Linked DNA regions of Homo sapiens: region 1 is linked to region 2. A link is a loop called in an ENCODE intact Hi-C map of the cell type or tissue named here. Cell type or tissue: HepG2. All regions are shown on one strand. Region 1 overlaps USP31 (ubiquitin specific peptidase 31). Region 2 overlaps USP31 (ubiquitin specific peptidase 31).

Evidence for each region. Peaks named below come from ENCODE experiments on the same cell type or tissue, not always from the same donor. Only the 100,000 strongest peaks of a DNase experiment are listed, where the experiment ranks them.
Region 1: a loop joins it to region 2, with 4 times the contacts of the local background. A loop is called at or near these places in 23 of 110 quality-filtered maps.

The regions. Positions count from the first base shown.
Region 1 is chr16:23,139,466-23,144,465 of GRCh38, reverse strand. The region is part of intron 1 of USP31 (ubiquitin specific peptidase 31); the gene reads left to right. Among named protein-coding and RNA genes, the nearest start is that of USP31, 7.5 kb to the left of the region's middle. In HepG2, no CTCF peak of the experiment used is centred here; DNase peaks (open chromatin) are centred at 2,105 and 2,445; H3K4me3 peaks cover 1,787 bases.
Region 2 is chr16:23,090,877-23,095,876 of GRCh38, reverse strand. All of the region lies in intron 6 of USP31 (ubiquitin specific peptidase 31), which reads left to right. Among named protein-coding and RNA genes, the nearest start is that of USP31, 56 kb to the left of the region's middle. RefSeq lists an enhancer at 1,735-2,281. In HepG2, no CTCF peak of the experiment used is centred here; DNase peaks (open chromatin) are centred at 1,506 and 2,926; H3K4me3 peaks cover 873 bases.

The DNA.
Region 1 (5,000 bases), 49 kb before region 2:
ACCAGAAGGTGGACCTGAGGCATACCTCACTGTGCTTCGCCTGCTTGGGGTGGACATCGTTATTTCATTCAGATATTCTTCACTTTCACATCGCTCACATTCAGCCTTAGAATCCTGCTCAGTTCTAGAAGGGCTCCAGGCAGCCACCACCACCTAGTTGAAGTTGGCAGAGGAGATAAAACCAATTTGCCATCTTGAGATAGTTACCTTGAGGTTAGAAAAGCACTTACTATGTCTTTGTGCTTTTATTATCTTAAAACTTTAAGTTACTAATGCTTTTCTTTGTAAGTTTTTCAATTAGAGTTCTTTCTTCCTTTTTAACCACATTGATTTGAGTTTTAGGAGCTTGCCAAGTAGATGGTTTTTGGTTTTGGATGGGCTAGATGGTTGTTAAAGTTGGGTTTTCATTTCCCAGGATGAAATGAGTTGACTAGCTCAACCTTGATATGCTGTAAAAAATGTCTCTAGCCATTACCTTTATCCTTTCTCTTTTCACACAGATTTTTTGTTTGTTTGTTTCCTACTCTTAGAGCACTGGTTTTCAACACGGGCACTTTTGCCTGTCCTCACCCCACCCTGCCCCCACCCCCTGGGACATTTGTCGATGTCTGGAACCCTACTTGGTTGTCACAGCTGGGATCAGGGTGCTACTGGCATGTGGTGGTAGATTCCAGGGATGCTGCTAAATGTCACACAATGTGCAGGACAGCCCCCCTTACTAAAGGGTTTTCACCCCAAAGTGTCAGTAGTGCTGAGGCTGAGAAACTGTTTGGAGGAAAGTTTGGAGACTCAGCGCAAGTTTCCTTTTACTTCCCCAGCCTTTAAAATGGTTACCTTGTTATCTCTCGCGCTCTCTCTTTCTCTCTCTCTCCCCCCCCCCAACCTCTCCCTCTCTCTTTCTCCTTCTCTGTCTCTGAGTGTGTATATGTGTTTGCAGCAGCACTAGGGTAAAACTTGGGCTTCACTGGCAGGACCCTTGCATCACTTTCCTAGTAAAATAGTGAGAGTAAATAAATCACTTTGAATACATAATATGCCATTTTAAAGGGAATCAGCTTATTGCTTTCATAGGAGCATGGGTGCCCCAGATTCTTACAAATGCTTTCTGAGTTTTAGAGCTCAGAGCCGTTTTGCAGCAAGTAAAAAGATGGATGGTCATCTTTCAAGCAAGAAAGATAAATTTTATGGCAGCAGTTTTTAAATTGTGCTGGCAAAGAACAGCTAGCACAGAGTGATCTATTGATAAAAGAATTGTGGGGACTCCTTCCAGATTTGCAGTGAAACAAATGGTAATTGATGAATAGAATTCTCTCTCCCATTTTTTTTTCCTTGAACTTTGGTGCCTTGTGGTGCTTATTTATTAGTGAGAATTCTCAAGTCACAAAAGGAATAAACTTGTATAAGAGACTAGTGGTGAACAACCTGGCAATCAGAGGCTCACACTTGCTGAGTTTCCCAGCCTGCTTTTCCATGCACTCATGCTGGGGGTTCTGGTGCTATGCTGCAAACCCATGGTACACAGTTTTTTTCTTGTTAGTGTCAAGCTCTTTAGTATACTGATACTTCAGTGTTTTCCACAAAGCACACTGACTTCAGGGTGTCCCTTGGAAAAAATGAAATTGTGTAGGTCACATTTAGCTTTGTGACAGAGTATAAAATAAAAAGTACATCCCTTCCTGGTCAGTTCTCTGGTCCATCAAATGCCATCACTTGAGTTTTAGCAAAGCTCCACACCTCTGAGGGAGAAAGTTGATAGAATCATGAAGTTTTAGACTTGGAAGCAGACTTGGATGTGGTGTGAGTAGTTCCTAGCCTTTCAGGATGTGGGAACTGAGTTCACCCACTAGCTAGAGGTTGAGGGAGCAGAACCAGAATTCTGACTTCCACTGACTGTGAACTCTGTGTACCCCTGCACTGCTGGTGCACAAACTGGGTCCTGGGCCTGGGTGGCCTTATCAGTACAAGCAATGAAACGACAGGTCTCAACATAACACGTACATGGGCAGAGGGGACGTGCTGAAACGTGTAACATTTTTTCCTCTGAGACTGTGGTGCTGAATTGGAGTGAAAATAAGGTCATCTGCAGCTAGCTTCACGTTTGTGCCATTGCTCCTCAGGCTTAGGTGTTTTTGGAAGTCTTTCTTAAAACACATTCCTTTCAGACTGTTTCAACACGTATATCAACACATGTGGATCTCTCTCCAGTAAGCTTTGAGCTGATGTTTACCACATCTTACCAAGTTTGGTAAAAGTGAAGTGTAAGAATTACAATAAATTTTCCATGAGGACTAATTGAGGAATAAAAATACATGGGATAATTATGAACTCCATATTTTGGACCTGAATCACATTTGCTGCACAGTTATTGTTAGTTTAGGTAAAGGGGCTGGGAATACAGGATTAAGTACAAAGGTTATAGGACTAGGTTCATGCCGTCAGAGAACTTAGCTGCTTATAGAGAAGCTGTTTTAAGTTGTACTGATGAGGAAAGTTCACTGGGAGCTGAGAGAGAGGTGAGATCATTGTGTATGAAAGTGTAAGTAGAAAGATTTCATTTATTCATCCTTTTATTTGTTGTCAGCAATTAAGCATCTACAAATTTGATTTTCTAACTCCATGCCACATATTGTACAAGTCATTTGTATATAGTGGAAAACAAAGTGATATGATAATGGTAAAAAAATTGTAAAAGGCCATGTGGTCCCTTCCTTTACGGAACTTTTATTGCCACAGAGGAGGCAGATATTATTCAATAAACACTGGTAAATATGAAATTAAAAATTACAGTAGGCCAGACATGGTGGCATGTGCCTGTAATCCCAGCACTTTGGGAGGCCGTGGTAGACAGATAGCTTGAGCTCAGGAGTTCAAGACCAGCCTGGGCAACAGGCGAAACCCTGTCTCTCCAAAAAGTACAAAAATTAGCCGGGCGTGGTGGCACACACCTGTGGTTCCAGCTACTTCGGAGGCTGAGGTGGGAAGATCACCTGAGCCAAGAGGTCAAGGTGTGGTGAGCCGAGATTGTGCCACTGCCCTCTGGCCTGGGCTACAGAGTGAGACCCTGTGTCCAAAAAAAAAAAAAAATTATTGTATAAATGCTAAAGAGAAATAGATAGGTGTATGAGAGGGAATAATGGGTGTGACCAGGCAGGAAGAATAAAATGCAGAAGGCGCTATAGTTGGAAAGAGCTGAGGGTACACTTGAAAGTCTGACAGATCTTGTTTGCAGCTAGAGAGCCAGGAGGAGAGCGGGATGGAGGAGGTGGAGAGGCAGGGGCCAGGTAGGCAGAGGCCGAGTCTGCCTTGTGTAGCTATAGTGCCTTACAGACCAAGGTAAGGGGTTTAGATTTTATTCCAAGAGTCATGGGGGCTGTTATAGGCTTTAAACAGAGTCCTGGTATGATCTTGTGAAAATGTGAAGTGGTTATTCTGGGCACTGAATAGTGAGTAGAATGGAGGCAGAGACCAGTCAGGAGGCTTTTGTGATGGACTGGGTAAAAGGGATGGTGGAGGGAGGTGGAGAAGTGGATGGATTTAAGATGTGTCTGGAGGTAGACTCTTGACAGAACTTGCTAATGGATTGATTTGTGGCAAGACACTGGAGCAGAGAACGTTGAGGAGAGCATCCAGAATAACTCCCACCTGTTTTCCTGAGCAACTGGGTGATTGCTGGGGCTGTATACCTATTTGAGGAGAAGGAGTTTTGGGGGAGTCAGGAATTCAGGTTCAGATATGTTAAATAGTACACTCAGGAGATGTCTAGTAGGCAGCTGGGTAAGGAACTCAGAAGATAAGATAAACATTTTGGAGGCGTCACCACTGGATGGTATTTAAAGCCATGGGCTATAGACTTAGAATGGGATTTGAAGATAAATAAAACATTGATAGTTAAGGGGAAGAGAGACGACATTCTAAGTTGCTAGGGAAATATTCTGAGCAGAGGTATAGATATAGCATGGTCTGGGGACAGAGAGCCTTGATTTGGAGCAGATTCTCGGCCTTGGCACTCTTGCTATTTTGGGCTGGCTAATTCTTTGTTGTTGGGGGCTGTCCTGGCACTGTAGGATGTTTAGCAGAATCCCTGGCCTTCACCCACTAGATGTGGTTGTACTCCCCCCTACTCCAAGTCATGACAATTAAAAATGTCTCCAGATACTGCCAAATGTCCCTCGGCAGCAAAATTGAGAACCACTGATTTGGAATGAAGGGGAGATAAATTTAGATAACTGGGGAGAGGAGAGGGGGCACATTATGGATGGCTTTGAGAGTCTGTCACAACAGTTTAGCCTTGAGGCTGCAATCAGTAGTGATTCAATTGAGCCTTCTTGAGTTGTGCAGAGAGATTGATTTGATGAAAACGATTTTAGAAAAATGGGTCTGATGGTGAGTGAAAATGAATCAAATGGAGGAGAAAATAAATACAGCGAGAAAACAATCACAGGAATGAAGTGAGGAAAAGGAGGAGGAAAGGTGAATCCAAGTGACATTTTGGAGGACATTGGACATTATTAAGAAAACTACAAGAGGCGTAGTGGTAAAGGGAATACTGAGGTTTCAGGCCAAGGTGATAAAGAAATAATAGGGATATTTGATATAAATTTAATAGCTGATAGAAATTGAGCACTTAGAAAGGGAAGTGGTTTGTGGAGCATGAGGAGCAGAAAGATTGTGCATTTAATTTGAATATATGGGGTTGGGAGCCATAGGATATGACCTTCCCACTTAAGAGAGGAAGCCTTAATAGACAGTTGGAAATCAGGTGCAATTTAGGACTAGCTGTATAGACTTGGATTCAGCTGCATAGAGGTGATAATTGAAGCCAGGAGCATATTTAGAAGGTCTGAGGCCCATGACTAAGCCTTTGAGGGAAACTAAAAATGAGAGGACAGGAGGAGAGAGAGGACCTCTTAAGGGGCAGTCAGAGAGGTAGCAGGAAAACCAGGAAGGCAGAGTCATGACACCTGGTTTGCTTTACAGTTTGACTACCTGCTCTTAGCGCT
Region 2 (5,000 bases):
GGTACCGGTTGTTCCTTTCCATGTTTAGTGCTTCCTTCAGGAGCTCTTGTAAGGCAGGCCTGGTGGTGACAAAATCTCTCAGCATTTGCTTGTCTGTAAAGGATTTTATTTCTCCTTCACTTATGAAGCTTAGTTTGGCTGGATATAAATTTTGGGTTGAAAATTCTTTTCTTTAAGAATATTGAATATTGGCCCCATTCTCTTCTGGCTTGTAGGGTTTCTGCAGAGCGATCTGCTGTTAGTCTGATGGGCTTCCCTTTGTGGGTAACCTGACCTTTCACTCTGGCTGCCCTTAACATTTTTTCCTTCATTTCAACCTTGGTGAATCTGACAATTATGTGTCTTGGGGTTGTTCTTCTCGAGGAGTATCTTTGTGGTGTTCTCTATATTTCCTGAATTTGAATGTTGGCCTGCCTTGCTAGGTTGGGGAAGTTCTCCTGGTTAATATCCTTGAAGAGTGTTTTCCAGCTTGGTTCCATTCTTCCCATCACTTTCAGGTACAGCAATCAAACATAGATTTGGTCTTTTCACGTAGCCCCATATTTTTTGGAAGCTTTGTTCATTTCTTTTTACTCTTTTTTCTCTAACCTTGTGTTCTTGCTTTATTTCATTAATTTGAGCTTCAGTCACTGATACCCTTTCTTCCACTTGATCGAATTGGCTATTGAAGCTTGTGCGTGCATCACAAAGTCCTCATGCCATGGTCTGCAGCTCCATCAGGTCATTTAAGCTCTTCTCTTCACTGTTTATTCTAGTTAGCCATTTGTCTAACCTTTTTTTCAAGGTTTTTAGCTTCCTTGCGATGGGTTTGAACATGCTCCTTTAGCTCAGAGAACCAACCTTCTGAAGCCTACTTCTGTCAACTCATCAAAGTCATTCTCCATCCAGCTTTGTTCCATTGCTGGCGAGGAACTGCGATCCTTGGAGGAGAAGAGGTGCTCTGGTTTTTAGAATTTTCAGCCTTTCTGCTCTGGTTTCTCCCCATCTTTGTGGTTTTATCTACCTTTGATCTTTGATGTTGGTAACCTACAGATGGGGTTTTGGTGTAGATGTCATTTTTGTTGATGTTGGTGCTATTCCTTTCTTTTTGTTAGTTTTCCTTCTAATGATCAGGTCCCTCAGCTACAGGTCTGTTGGAGTTTGCTGGAGGTCCACTCCAGACCCTGTTTGCCTGGGTATCACCAGTAGAGGCTGCAGAACAGCAAATATTGCTGCCTGATCCTTTCTCTGGAAGCTTCGTCCCAGACAGGCACCCGCCTGTATGAGGTGTCTGTCGGTTCCTACTGGGAGGTGTCTCCCAGTTAGGCTACATGGGAGTCAGGGACCCACTTGAGGAGGCAGTCTGTCCATTCTCAGAGCTCAAATGCCATGCTGGGAGAACCACTGCTCTCTTCAAAGCTGTCAGACAAGGACCTTTAAGTCTGCAGAAGCTGTCTGCTGCCTTTTGTTCAGCTATGCCCTGCCCACAGAGGTGGAGTCTATAGAGGCAGCAGGCCTTGCTGAGCTGTGAGGGGCTCTGCCCAGTTTGAGCTTCCTGGCTGCTTTGTTTACCTACTCAAGCCTCAGCAATGGTGGATGCCCCTCCCCCAGCCAGGCTGCCACCTCGCAGTTTGTTCTCAGACTGCTGCGCTAGCAGTGAGCAAGACTCCGTGGGCATGGGACCCACCGAGCCAGGCATGGGAGAGAATCTCCTTGTCTGCCGGTTGCTGAGACCTTGGGAAAAGCACAGTATTTGGGCAGAAGTGTCCTGTTTTTCCAGGTACAGTCTGTCACAGCTTCCCTTGGCTAGGAAAGGGAAATCCCCCGACCCCTTGAGCTTCCCGGGTGAGGCGACACCCCACTCTGCTTCAGCTCACCCTCCGTGGGCAGTACCCACTGTCCAACCGTCCCAATGAGATGAACCAGGTACCTCAGTTGGAAACGCAGAAATCACCCATCTTCTGCATCGATCATGCTGGGAGCTGCAGACCAGAGCTGTTCCTGTTCGGCCATCTTGGAACGGATCCACTTCATTCCTTTTTAATGGCCGAACAGTATTCCATACATACATATGCATGTACCACATTTTGTTTATCCACTAATCTATTGATGGGCATTTGTTTTTTTCCTACCTTTTGTCTATTATGAATAGTCCTACTATGAGCATTTGTGTACAAGTATTTGTTTGAATACCTGTTTTCAGTTCTTTTGGGTATGTACCTAGGAATGGAATTGATGGATCATATCATAATTCTATGGTTGTCTTCTTGGGAATTGCCAAACTGTTTTCCACAGGAGCTGGATCATTTTACGTTTCCACCAGCAATAGATGAGAGTTCTAATTTCTCCACATCTTTGCCAACATTTATTTTTCATCTTTTTGATTTTAGCCATCCTGGTGAATGTGAAGTGTTACTTCATTGAGGTTTTGACTTGCATTTCTCTAATAGTAAATGATGATGAACATCTTGCCATGTGCTTGTTTGGCCATTTATATATTCTCTTTGGAGAAATGTCTATTCAAGCCTTTTTCCCATTTTAAATTGCATTATCTTTTTGTTGAGTTGTTTTTGTTGAGTTGTAAGAATTCTTTGTAAGGATGTATAATACTAGACCCTTATGGGATATATGACTTGCAAGTATTTTATTCCATTCTCTGGGTTTTTTCTCTTTCTTGATAGTGTTCTTTGACGTACAAAAGTTCTTCATTTTGATGAAGTCTGTTTTTTCTTTTGTTGCTCATAATTTTGTCGTCATATCTAAGAATCCGTCACCACATCCAAGGTCATAAAGATTTACTCTTGTGTTTTCTTCTGAGTTTTGTAGTTTTAGCTCTTACATTTAGGTTGTTGATACATTTTAAGTTAACCTTTATAAATTGTATGAGGTAGGGACCAAACTCCATTCTGGGACAAGTAAATATTTACTTGTCCCAGCACCATTTGATGAAGAGATTGTACTGTCCTCATTGAATGGTCTTGGTGCTCTTGTTGAAAGTCCTTATTTTAATTCCTCTTTTACTTTACCCTCTACTTCCAGAGGCCTCTGGCACCTCCAGTTTCTGATTCTTTCGGTGATCCTGTATATTGGGTTGGCCAGCTTTCTCCAATGCCAGCTTACAATTCAGTTTTCTCTGGTCTACTCATATTTACAATATTTTCTAGATAGTCTATTATTTCACTTATTCTTCTTTGACCCAGGTGCTTGTTTGTGTTTCTTTTCCAGTTGTTACGTTTCCCTGTATGTGTTTTTGTTTGGATTGTTTCTAGTTTTATTGCATTACAGTAAAAAATACCTAAATTATCTTGTCCAGAGAGCCTTTCCTCACTCCCTTTACCTGCAGGCTGGCTGGCGAACTCCTGCTCTTCTGGGCAGTTAACTTCTGTTAATCTCTCACACCAGCGTGTTATGTGGAAATGATTTGTTTTCTTCTCTGTCCTTCCCACCACACTGTGAAGTTCTCTGGAGCTGGGGCCACATTTTGCTTTATCTTGTTATACCCAGCAGTGCAATATAGTTCTTAATATGCAGCAAGAGCCCAGGTAATGTTTGTTCAACTGAAAGTTTCTCAAAATCCTGTTCCCACCCCAGTTGCTTAGGGTTAACACTAAGCTTCTATTTATAAGTGAATTTGGTGAATCCAAAGGTTATTGTATTCTAGCCAGAGACTGCCTTATTGAGTCTGCGTTAGCCTCTATCCTAAGGCCTTAACAGATGTTTTATTCAATATATAATGAGGCTACTGCTTTCCCCACATTACTGGTGAGGAAGCTGAGACTTGGAGATGAAGTAACCACTCCCAGCTCACACAGCTGGCAGTAAATGGGTCCACAGTTTGAACACAGAGCTTGATTTCTGTGCAGTTGACAATGTGGCATCCCCTTATCTCGTCAGGAGTCCACATCTATTCTAGGAGAACAGATCTTCCCACCCTTACCTCTGCCAAGAACCTGGGAAACGAGTTTATTGTCTCAACTTCAGATATCTATTATTTTTATTTTCTCATACCAGAGTTTAAAATGGTTAGGAAGTAAGATCTACTCCTGTTCCTTTTGTGATTTCTTTATGGTGTTTAAGCTTAAAAAGTTTTCTTCCCTCTAGTGGCTTGACAAAGATTCAGCTTTTTTCTTATTTCTAGTTTGTATGTGTTGTTTTTTTAAACTCTATCTGGAATTTATATTGGCATTAACTATGTACTTTGTCATTTTAAATTGTTATAATGTTGAGGTATCTTAATAGGTTCAGTGAGTCTTAGATTGCTGAGTATTGAGGTTATTGCCAGCATTCTGCTATAAATACTTTTGTGTAGGCCATTTGTATTTTATTCTCTTTCTGGTGGTATTATTATTAATGGTGGTGGCAGGAGGGGTTTCTTCTATTTTCCAGCTGGGATGTCATTTCCCTAGGCTGTGCTTCCAAAGGATTAAAGGAATGAACAGGTAGTCAGGCATTTATTGGGGTTGTGCTGGGTGCTGAGTTGCTGGGTACTTTGATTGACAGGGAGCTCTGCTTTGGGGCATTTGGGAGGATCAGTACTGTGCCTGTCAAATATATATTTTTGTTAACTTTAATGTGGATTGATCCAGTCTAGTAGACTGTATTCCAAGTTGGAAGATTCTCCTGATGGCTCTGAGTCTAGTAGGTGTAGTGTGTAATTTACCTTTTATTTCTTATAAGTCTGGCTCTTTAATCAGGGAGAAGAAACTGCTATTGAATATTGAAGAACATTCCACATCTTTATTTTTTAAAAATTTGTTTGATTACTGGTTGCATGACCTCACTAAATTTTCTTGGTGAATCATCTCAGCACACATGCCCTTCTAAAACTGTATCTAACCTTCACTGAAGTGCAGTTTTAATTTTCAGTTTTTAAGATAGGTAAGGCTAGTTTAAAGGAAATAATAATGGATGCTAAAGAAATTCTCTAACGGCTAGATGAGTAATCTAAGTAGGATGTTTCTTTTTTTGATTGCAGTTTAATTTACATAATGACATTTTTAAAAAAAATTTTCTCTGTTGGG